Regions from separate parts of the Homo sapiens genome. Here region 1 is linked to region 2. Evidence: read pairs that join two places in POLR2A ChIA-PET (ENCODE). Cell type or tissue: GM12878. All regions are shown on one strand. Each heading gives the region's core, and the rest is flanking DNA. Links, peaks and the distances in the headings are about the cores only.

Evidence for each region. ChIA-PET counts read pairs that join two places held together with the same protein. Peaks named below come from ENCODE experiments on the same cell type or tissue, not always from the same donor. Only the 100,000 strongest peaks of a DNase experiment are listed, where the experiment ranks them.
Region 1: POLR2A ChIA-PET joins it to region 2 with 6 read pairs; 9 of 35 experiments call an interaction of 5 or more read pairs at or near these places.

What each region holds. Positions count from the first base shown.
Region 1 is chr12:4,249,819-4,255,192 of GRCh38, forward strand. All of the region lies in intron 1 of CCND2-AS1 (CCND2 antisense RNA 1), which reads right to left. Among named protein-coding and RNA genes, the nearest start is that of CCND2, 21 kb to the right of the region's middle. In GM12878, for the core only: CTCF peaks have their summits at 875 and 1,519; no DNase peak of the experiment used is centred there.
Region 2 is chr12:4,115,114-4,120,487 of GRCh38, forward strand. It overlaps LOC124900317 (a long non-coding RNA gene), which reads right to left and starts at 3,106. Exons shown (of 4, transcript XR_007063173.1): 1 at 2,775-3,106. It also overlaps the pseudogene RPL18P9. RefSeq lists enhancers at 1,869-2,863, 3,265-3,394 and a silencer at 2,735-2,784. In GM12878, for the core only: a CTCF peak has its summit at 2,432; DNase peaks (open chromatin) are centred at 3,178 and 4,188; H3K4me3 peaks cover 3,315 bases; H3K27ac peaks cover 4,487 bases.

The DNA.
Region 1 (5,374 bases), core at 326-5,325, 130 kb after region 2:
ACAACTACTGTATACAGACACTGGCCGGGAGCTACGGGAGATATAAGGGAGTAAAAAAGACTCTGACTTCTTTTGGTTGAGACACAAACCAGGGACAAATCACAGATTTTGATGGCTGGGGTTCCAATATTGTGTTTGAGTCCCAGCTCATCCTGTAGCCACTGAGCACTTAGGCCCCCATTTCCTTCTCTGTAATATGGTGATAAAAACAACATCAACTCATGGGGTTCTTGGGAGAATTAAATGGATAACCCCATAAAGCAGTTACAGCGGTAGGTGGCACATGGTAAGTGTTCAATAAATGTTGTCTGATCATCTGAGAAATGTACTCATGCAAGAAGCCGCTAACACCAGGAGATGCCACACCAGCGAGGTCACATGATACCTAATAGCCAAGGCCAAACGAATAGTAGAGAGGGTATATTTGCTGCAGGAGAATAGGGTATGAGTGTTCTTGGGGGCACCAGGACCAACTGGGCCAGCTTCCAGAGTGTCTGAGACTTCTGTCACCCAAATGACTGGTTTGAGCCACAGCCCACCCAGGGATGAATGTGGAGCAGCCTGGACCTCAGCACACTTGGGGTTTCTGTCCCCCAAAAAGAACTTGGAGTCTTACGGGTGTGGGGGATGGCTGGTCAGGAAGGGATTCGCAGAGTGGAGTCACTGGCGCCAGGGACTCAAAGATGGACAGGATTCCCAAAGGTCAGGGGCAGAGATAATAAAGAGGCCAGCCTAAGGGCAGCCCGTCTACTCTTTCTAGAGGCCCCCTTGATGGTCACCTCTTCCAGGGTTGAACATTATGCACTGTTGGGAACGGATTCCTCTCTCTCCCTGAAATTCCCCAGCTGCTGCTCAAACAGAAACCTACTTTTGCTTGCCTGGCTCTTGGTGGAGCTGTTACCTACATCCCCTCTCCTAAAGAGCAGCCCTTCTCAGAGCTGAGGGCTGAGGTCCCATCAGCCCTTCCCTCGGGCTTTCTCCTCTCCCGAGGACCATGTTCTGCTGGCCTCCTGGAAGCCATGACTCGCCTTTGTGCACGGCCCAGCACAGAGAAGCCAACCCTCGAGGGGACTTTGAGGTCTCCCCTGGCAGGGACCCAGGCTTGTGGCTGCTGTGTAGTTGCTGTCTCCACCGCCTCCACCTTCCAGAGCTGTAGGGGACACAGCTGCCACTGGCACCCCTTCCCAGTTCAGCTCAGAGACTTTATTCTCAGGACCCTGGCATTCCACTCTGGGCCATCGCGGGGGATTTCAAGTGAAAAACAAAACAGAACAAAAACTGAGGAATGTCTTCCTCGGTGAAACAGAAGCCCAGCTCTGTCACTTACTAGCTGGGTGACCTGGGGAAAATTACATGACTTTTCTGTGCTTTGGTTTCCCAATGTATTAAACAAGGATAATAGTAATTTCTATTGCGCCTGTTTGGAGGAGTGAGTGAGTTGATATAAAGGATGCGTTTAAAACAGTGCCTTTTACAGCATTAGGGAACTATTGGCATGTTGTTCTTTTATAGTGGTTAAGGGTGCAGGGTACTGAATCAGGCAGACGGTGGAGACATCAATTCACCTCTCTGAGCTTCAGTTTCTTCATTTTCTTAAAATGAGGGTAATGACAGTACCTACCCGTTAGACTGTGGGAGGACCAAATGAGGTGATGCACGCTGGTGGTTTTATGTGAATGATTTAGCGCAGTCCTTGGCATGTAGTGAACCAGAAAAAGGCTTACACCTTTAAAAGAAAGAAAGAAAGAAAGAAAAATCTTGAAAGAACAAAGGAAGGAAGGGAGAGAGAGAGAGACCAAGAGAGGGAGGAGAGGAGGGAGGGAGAAAGAAAGAAGGAGAGAAAGGGAGGGAGGGAGGAAGAAAGAGAGAAAGAGAGAGACAGAGAAAGAGAGAAAATAAAAGATAGAAGGAAAGAGAGAAAGGAAGGGAGGGAGGGAGGGAGGGAGGGAGGAAAGAAGGAAGGAAGAAAGGAAGGAAGGAATGAAGGAAGGAAGGAGAAAGGGAAGGAAGACAGGGAGGGAGGAAGAAAACCCTGGCTGAAAAAATAATGACCAAACTCATTAGAGATCTAAGACAGGCAACCCAGCCTCCAAAATGCAGCTGGCTACAACAGCGCCTCCAGTCTGCAGCCTCCTCCAGAGTGGTCTCCACGCTGGGTTATCCTCATGCCCTCTTACTGTTCCTGGTCTGGGGTCTTGCACATCATAGCCACTGAAGTAAACAAGTGTCAGATGAACAGCATGTTTAAACATGTCTACTCAGCCCCCAGGAAAACAGGGGAGGAAAAAGAATCCTTTTAGAATGTTACTCTACTTGTTCAACACACAGGGTTCTACCATCCAAGAGGTGGCTGTGTGAGGGTGGCAGAGATGGCATGAACCAGCCACCGGGCTGTTGAGGGTAGTAGTGAGTGCCCAGGCTTTGGCTTTTGAGAGACTGTGGTTCATGTCTTGATTCTGCCCATTTCTGGCTGCAGGATTTGGGCAAGTTTCTTAATCTTTCTAAGCCTCAGTTTCCCTCATCATAAAATGGAAATTGTAAAACTTACCTCATTAAGGAGTTGTGAGAATTAAACGAATTATTTGTAAGATACAGACAGTGCCTGGTAGAGGTAAGTGCTTCATATATTTGGGCTGTTGTTGTCAACCCTGGATTTCCCAAAAACCTGAAGACAGCAGGGCATTCTGTACATTAAGTTTTAGGGAAAATCTTGTACCTTCTTAGTTTTTCTGGTTGTGGGGCAGGAGAAAAGGGGTGTGGTCATGACCTGAGCCCCTGGAGTGCTTCTGCCCAGCATCAATGACATGTGCCCACCCTGCTTTGGGGTCATTTTGCTCCTTTGGCTGCAACTGTCATTCCCCTCACCATCAACACCCCCTCCTTCTGCAGAGACGGTGAACACGCTGGCATTGTTCCTTCCAGCCAATGGCTTCTCTCTGGCCTGTGATTGGTACCCCCCAGATTCCAGTGCAATCCAGGCATCCCAGCTATGTCAGCGTGACTCAAATTGTGTGTGCCTGACATCCACATGGCCCCGTAGAAGGCTGGCTCCAGCAAGAGGGCATTTGGAACGCTGCTGAATGCTTGATGGCTGCCAAGTTATCTTTTTGGGGTTAGGCCATTAAAGTTGCATCTGATGTTTTATGGAACAAACCAAGATAAACTGCATGTTGAAATCCATGAGACATGAAGAAGATTTTTACAGATGAAGACACAACGGCAGCTAAAGTTAGGTGGGTTTTTTCCCCCTCAAAACTTTGTAGTTTTTCTTCCACACGGCTATTTCAAAGCAGAAGCAATCCTCAAAAGTGAAGCATAGACGCTGCCATAGTAACAGGTTCAGCGAGACCTGGAGCTGCTGGGGCACCTGGAAAGAACATGGATCTGTCTCTCCGCTCTCATCATCCCAACCAGAGTCGTCTGCTCCATTCCTAAATTCTCTACTCAACTTTCCTCACGTACCCTGACGAAACGTCCTTTTCTGTGCAAACCTAAATTTGTCCTGGTGCTTTTTAATGCATCTCCCAGCCCTCTCTATTCTCATGCTACTTGCAAGCGACCAAGGAGCCAGTCACTCCACCCAATTCCTGGCCCTCTGGGCACACTGTGCACCTTCCGACTTTTGTTCCTGGGCTTTGTCACCTTTGTCCAGAGCACCCTTCCTTTCCACTTCTGCCCACTGTTCATCCAAGCAAATGGTCCAAGAAGAGTCCACTCAAATAACAGGCATACTGCCAGGCAACGATACGATAAGAAAGATTAGCAGACCAAGTATCAGAGCCTTTTAACCCTTGAACCCAGGACTCAAGCACACCTCCTCCAGGCAGCCTTCTCAGTCATCCCCTCGACTGAACCCCTCAGTCTCCCTCTTTTTGCACTCCCTTAACCTTCAATTGACCCCCGTCTCCCTAAGTAAAAGCTGTGTGTGTGTCTGCTTCCCTCCAGACTGTAAGGCTGTTGAAGATGGAGACCTCAAGATGCTCATTCTCTTTCTTGGACCACTTAATTGATAGAATCAGGACTTCAAGCTCTTTCTCCTTCCACTGGCACTTGAATGCATAAAGAAGCAAGTGCGACGATGCTGATGGCACATTATGTATACAAGCAAACAACTGGTGAAGGAGGGCCCCCAAATGCCATTAATTATGGGAAGTCGTAAAATTCTGGCATATCCTTGCTATTGAAAAGCATTCTGCACTTAAAATGAATGAAGTAGATGTATATGTACTGGCATAGCAAGACTCCAAGAGATGATTATTCACTGAAAAAAATCAAGTCACAGAACAATATGTTTGGCATGATCCTATTTAGGTTTTTAAACTGTTAAGTTCCAAAAAGAAAACCATCAGGATCTCTCTGATGTGACTGAGGAAACGATGAGTTATCTGAAAATGTTGGGAAAGTGAGAAATCATAAAAAATGAATCATACATACCATACACATTTTATTTAAAGTTAATGTACATTTATTTACCAATCTCTTGGTAGCAGTCCAAAGCTTTTTGAGTCTGGGTCTGTTGATTAGAGCTGTATACCATTTTACTGAGTATGTAAGCCATACTCAGAATGCATTGTCTAAGACTTCTAATTTCATTTTCTTTAAAGTGGGATGACAAAAAGTTATGGATACAGTAATTTGAGCACAGGATCCTAAATTATGCTATGTAGAGGCTGTGTGATCTACATAAGTTAAATATCATTGTTGAGCATAAATTTCCAATCTGCAACACAGGGCATTAATAATATACCCACAGGTAACTGATAGGAAGAATGATGATCCGGTGTGTACAATCCCTGGTGCTCAATAAGGATGAACTAGTCTATTAACTATTTTACTTTCCGCTCATTATAGGACAGTAAAAAGACAAAGCAGCAGCAGGCCATCATCCTACCTGGGACTCTGGCCACCTCCTCTTTCTGCCTTAAAGATGCTCAAAGTCTGGGCCGGGCACGGTGATTCACCGCTGTAATCCCAGCACTTTGGGAGGCTGAGGTGGGCGGATCACCCGAAGTGAGAACTTTGAGACCAGCCTGGCCAACATGGTGAAACCCCAGTCTCTACTAAAAATACAAAAATTAGCTGGCGTGGTGGTGCATGCCTGTAGTCTCAGGTACTTGGGAGGCTGAGGCAGGAGAACACTTGAACGCAGGAGGTGGAGGTTGCAATGAGCCAAGATTGCACCATTGCAACCTAGCCTGGGCGACAGAGCGAGACTCCTCCATCTCAAAAAAAAAAATGCTGAAAATCCATAGATACCAGGGTGAAATTAGTATCCAATATGAAGTGTGAATGGACGAGAACCTGCTATATGCCAGATCTGTACTAGGTGGAATGGCAGCATACTGCTCAGTAAGTTCATTTTAGTTCATTTTTG
Region 2 (5,374 bases), core at 136-5,135:
CAGGAAATGAATGGTGGGCAAGTGAGTGAAGCTTCATCTGTATTTATAGCCACTCCCCATTGCTCACATCACCACCTGAGCTCCACCCCCTGTCAGATTGGCGACTGCATAAGATTCTCATAGGAGCACAAACCCTACTGTGAACTGCGCTTGCGAGGGATCTAGGCTGCGTGCTCCTTGTGAAACCCTAATGCCTGATGATCTCTCACTGTCTCCCATCACCCTCACATGGGACTGTCTAGTTGCAGGAAAACAAGCTCAGGGCTTCCACTGATTCTACATTATGGTGAGTTGTATAATGATTTCATAATATATTATAATGTAGTAATAATAGAAATAAAGTGCACAATAAATGTCATGTGCTTCAGTCATCCTGAAACCACCCTTTCCTCCCCTGCCCCATTCATGGAAAAATTGTCGCCCACGAAACCCATCTCTGGTGCCAAAAAGGTTGCAGACCACTGCCTTACAGAATGTGGGCAGCCTAAAAGCTAAGCTGGTGAGACTGGGACCAACAGGTATCTCCAGATTTGGGTTGTCACTAACCCATCAGGGACTCTCTCAGACACCCTCAGCAGGAATGGAGAGTGAGGTGGCCCAGGCGCTTAGAGACACAGAGAGCGAGCCAGAGGAGCCGTTAGGGAACAGGGACGTGGCACAGGGAAGAAGAGTAAAGGAACCTCAGTCATGCGGTAGCGGCTTGAAGACAGGGCGATGAGTAGGTGCAGGCATTTGCAGAGAGGGGGCAGTAATAGAGGTCACGAGGCTGGAAAAGCCTCCAGTGGGCAGAAACCAGGAGGCAGACGGGAGAAAAATACCACAGCCACGGGAGAAGCAGGGTGAGAGCAAACTGAAAGGTCTGTCTGCAGCATGGACAGTTCCAGGGTTGATTTTTGTCCCTTCAGCTGCAGTGGCCTCCATATCATCCATGGGCAGCCGCCGCCCACCATCTCAGCATGTTTTGGCAGGTGCATTTTAAAACGAGTTCCTGGCATCTTATAGAGATAAATAGGGTAGAAAATAAAAGAAAATAAAAAATAAGACATAGCCTTTACCCTCAGGGAGCTTAATCTCCGGTTCTCATAAAAGCCGAGCTACTACAGTACACACAAAAATCGGAGTCCAGTGACTAAACTCGCGTGTTTTGTAATTGAGCAGAAATGGACTTAATTCCCAGCTCTGCCATTTGCTAACTACGTGATCTTAAAAGCATTTCCTGACCTAAGGCTCCACTTCCTCATGTGTAAAAAGGTCACAAGGACAGCACCTGCACAACCAGGGTGCTGGAAGGATTGAGGGAGGCAGAGCCTGCAGGGCTGGGCACGCACCTGGCATGTGAGGCTTCGGCAGACGGCAACCTTTATTACCCAAGCTCCTTAGACCAACAGGCATTTCCTCTGTCCACCTGCATTACTATTGTGTGAATTCGGATTCCTCAGGTGCTGCTGTCCTGCAGGAATTTGGCTCTTGAAGCAGGAGAGGGAGAGGAGACCAGGGAAATGGGGACAGCTACTCCCGGAAGTTATCACAGGGGAGAAGGGCTCAGAGCCCAACTTAATAAAAAGAGCATTGCATCAGTGCTTCCTGGGGCCCACTGGCATCCCCTGTAAGCTGCACATTCCCTCCCCAGCCAGGCCTCTGCTAGCAGCCTCTCTGTGCTAGAGGAAACCTAGGGACAGGGACCGCTCCAGCTGCAGGCAAGTTCCTAGAAAGTCCAGTGGAATGGATATCATTCCTGTACTGTGAGTAATCGGCCCAAACAAAGCCCACTGGTATTTCCGAGTCCATTCCCAGTGCCCAGAGCTGGACCCAGTAGCTCAGCAGCTGCAAGGAGTGGAATGCAGTTCTCTAGCATGCTGCCCTAGATTCAGCCTTGGAGAAAGACTCCTTGCCCCAAGCGGGGAAGGTGCTCTGAAGGTCATCTCGTCTATGCTCCTGCCTCTGGGCCCAAACATTGTAAGACACAGGGCTTGGAAACCCCCTGTAGCCCAAGTGTGGGGACCAGGGAGCCTGCATGAGGATTCTAAGGATACAAGGTGGAGTCAGGAAAAGGATGTCCCTTTCTCCGTTGCCTCCTTGAGCTTCCATTAGAAGGACTTGCAGGAGAGGGGAAAGAAATCAGGAAAAGAAAAGCTGAGCCTCCGTGGTGTCTCTACCCCGACTTCTCTCCTGCTCCTCCTTTGGTCTTGGGGCAGGCCAGCCCTGTCTGCCTCCCATCGCTTTCCTCGCTTCTGGGCCACTAGTCTGTCACAGTCACCATTTCTGGAAGTTCAGAGATAAAGCTATCCTTATCCTTTCGGAACAGTGGCACCTGCTTTGTCAGCTCTAGGTGGTAGGGGTTTCCCTAACTGGGTTGCCGATGAGCCCGGGTCATTCACACTGGGGAGTCAGGTCTTTGGCCTTAGCTCACTGGGTCACCCCAGTGGTTGTCCCAGGGAGGTCTTATTGCCACCTCTTGACAAATGAGGAAGCTGGGGCACAGCAACATGAAGTGACTTTTGCTCAAGACCCTTCACCGGTCCTTCCACTGCCTGGACACACCCTGCCAGGCATCTCGAGGCTGATTTTCAAGGGAACAGAAACTTCCACCGCTGCCTGTGCCTCGCCTAGCTCCCACCCAATACGAAAGAATGGCACACTTATAGGTCACACGCCCCAGTTCATTGCTCCCTAGCTCCCATGGGAAAAGGCATAAAGTGTCCTTTCCAAAATGGTGACTGTCATTTCCCCCAGCCTAATTTAAGGCAGGCGTGAACGTTCCCCAGAGAGTTCACCTGGGCTGTCCTCCTGTGCAGTTGCTGTGCAGAAATGTTTCCTCCGTGTGCATTGCCTGCTGTCATTTCTTGGCTTTTCCAGAGTGTAAGCTGTGGTCCTGGGTGAATAGGGCAGTAGGTAGGGTTGGGGGTTCAAGGGTCAGTGGCCCTCAAACCTGGTACCCTGTGAACACCCTGGTCATTTTGAATTTACCGGCTCAGGAAAGAAGATTCCTTGCAAGCACACAGTTGCCTGTGGTCAGAGGGATGATCTCAAAGTGCTCTTAGTTCCTGGGCCAGCAGCCAGCTGCCTTGGATGGTCAGAAGGTGAAATTTGAATGCTGGTGAATGGGAGAGCGGAAGTTCAGCAAGGCTGAGTTAAGCCCATTCATGAAAAAGATCTAGTCTCACTTCCTTATTGCCAGGAGTTGTGTGTGAAGAGTGTGTGTGTGTGTGTGTGTGAGCACGCGCATGCACATGCACGTGAGCTTGATTACTTTCTGCCTCGCTTCTTCCTCCACCCCTACTCTTTTCTTTTTTTTCTCTCTCTCTCAAAATCTTAAGTTCATCTTCAGGAAACTGCCCAAGAATGTGTAGCCGGTCTGTGGTTTGCTGAAAAAAAGAAAGAAAAAGAAAGAGACAGATTCATACAAAAGCAATTCTCTCTCTTTCACCCTCTCTCTCTCTGTTTCTCTCTCTCTCACACACACACAGTCTCTCACACACACTCACACTCACACACACACACTTTCCAGGTTGTGCTGCATGCACCTCCCCAGCTGTTCTCCCATTCAGTCCTGTCTGGCTTAGGGAGGTGAAGTCATCTCTGGGTGGGAGATCATCCCGGTCAAAGGCGGGGTGGGGGAGCCGTCATGGCTGACCCACAGGGAAAAAATTCACTGTTACCCAGTTAGCTCCCACCTCAGTGGACCACATGGTGCTTCTGGCAGGTTGTGCCTATGGCTAGTGGCGTGATTCCCAAGTTAGTAGAAGGCTGCTGTGTGGCAGGTACCCTCCCCTGTTATCTGTGAGATGGAGGTGATCATGATATGGGCTCCTCATGGGTTGTTGCAGTGATGAAGGTGAGGCACACAAGGTCCTTAGCACAGCATGTAGTCACAGGTGATCTCACTGAACATCTCCGGGGCAGGGGGCTCACCACCTCCAGGGCAGCCTGTTCCATTTTCAGCAACACAGCAAAGAAGCCACCAACCCTGCTGGGCTTGTCAAGTCTTGGGAGGAATCGAGGCACTTCTTTTGACTTTAGAAATAGAAACCGAGATGCTGACCAAGAAAAAGTATGCACCCAATGCAGTTTGACCTACCCAGATACACAGGGGCCTCACGGACATGTGCCTGAGAAAGAAGACGTAACTCAGGGAAGGATATGACACCAAAGCCCTCAAAATGATTAACTGGAGCAGGTGATTTTGAGCCCTCAGTACTTTCAGTTGTTACTCTCAGACTCTGACCAAGAAGTGCTTACTGGGCACCCACAATGATTTCAGAGTATTCTGGAAGGAGTGCACCTGTCCTTCCAGCTGAGCCTCCTCCGTGGGTGCGGCAGGTAGAAGGGCATATAGGTGCTTTCCCCGCCTGTAGCCAACATCCCCTGAGCTGTTGATGCCCTGTGAAATCTCTGTGAAATCTCTTTCTCGCTGATCCTACACATTTGGAAAGTGCTGTCATGACAATTATTACTCACAAAGTTCTCTTGCTGAGGGAGGATGGTCACTTGGCATGTATTATTCTCCCCATTTTACAGACATGGAAACTGAGACCCACAGAGATCCTGGTGGTGTAGTTTGAAGCTGCTGGAATTCTCCAAGCTGCTCTCCCTGCCTTTTAGGCTGTTTCTCCTAGTGGTGCCGGTGACACAAAGAGCTGTTCTTATCCTCTCCTGTCCTGAGTTATTATGCAGTGAGTTGAGTGGAAGTTTCTAACCACCCCTCAAGTTCCCTACCAAGGAACTTAGGGAGGTGAAGTCATTTCTGGGTGGGAGATCATCCCTGTCAAGGGTGGGTGGGAGATCATCCCGGTCAAGGGTGCGTGGGAGATCATCCCGGTCAAGGGTGGGTTGGGAGATCATCCCGGTCAAGGGTGGGTTGGGAGATCATCCCGGTCAAGGGTGGGTTGGGAGATCATCCCGGTCAAGGGTGGGTTGGGAGATCATCCCGGTCAAGGGTGGGTGGGAGATCATCCCAGTCAAGGGAGGGTTGGGAGATCATCCAGGTCAAGGGTGGGTGGGAGATCATCCAGGTCAAGGCTGACCCACGGGGAAAAAATTCACTGTTACCCAGTTAGGTCCCACCTCAGTGGACCACATGGTGCCTCTGGCAGGCCGTGCCTATGGCTAGTGACGTAATTTCCAAGCTACCAGGAGGCTGCTGTGCAGCAGGTACCTCCAGGTAATGGGCCATCCCACATCCATGCCCTTGGTTTGCCTTGACCCTGGCTTTGGCAATGTGATTAACATCCATTGGGTGCCTACTAGAACTTCAGGGAGTGGACACGGAGGCTGCAGACCCCAGGTGGAGAAGGATGGGCTCCCAAATAAGGATTCTCTCTCACTGCCTTCATTTCCTTCCCCCTCCCTTCCCCTGTGTCCTCAAACCATCCAT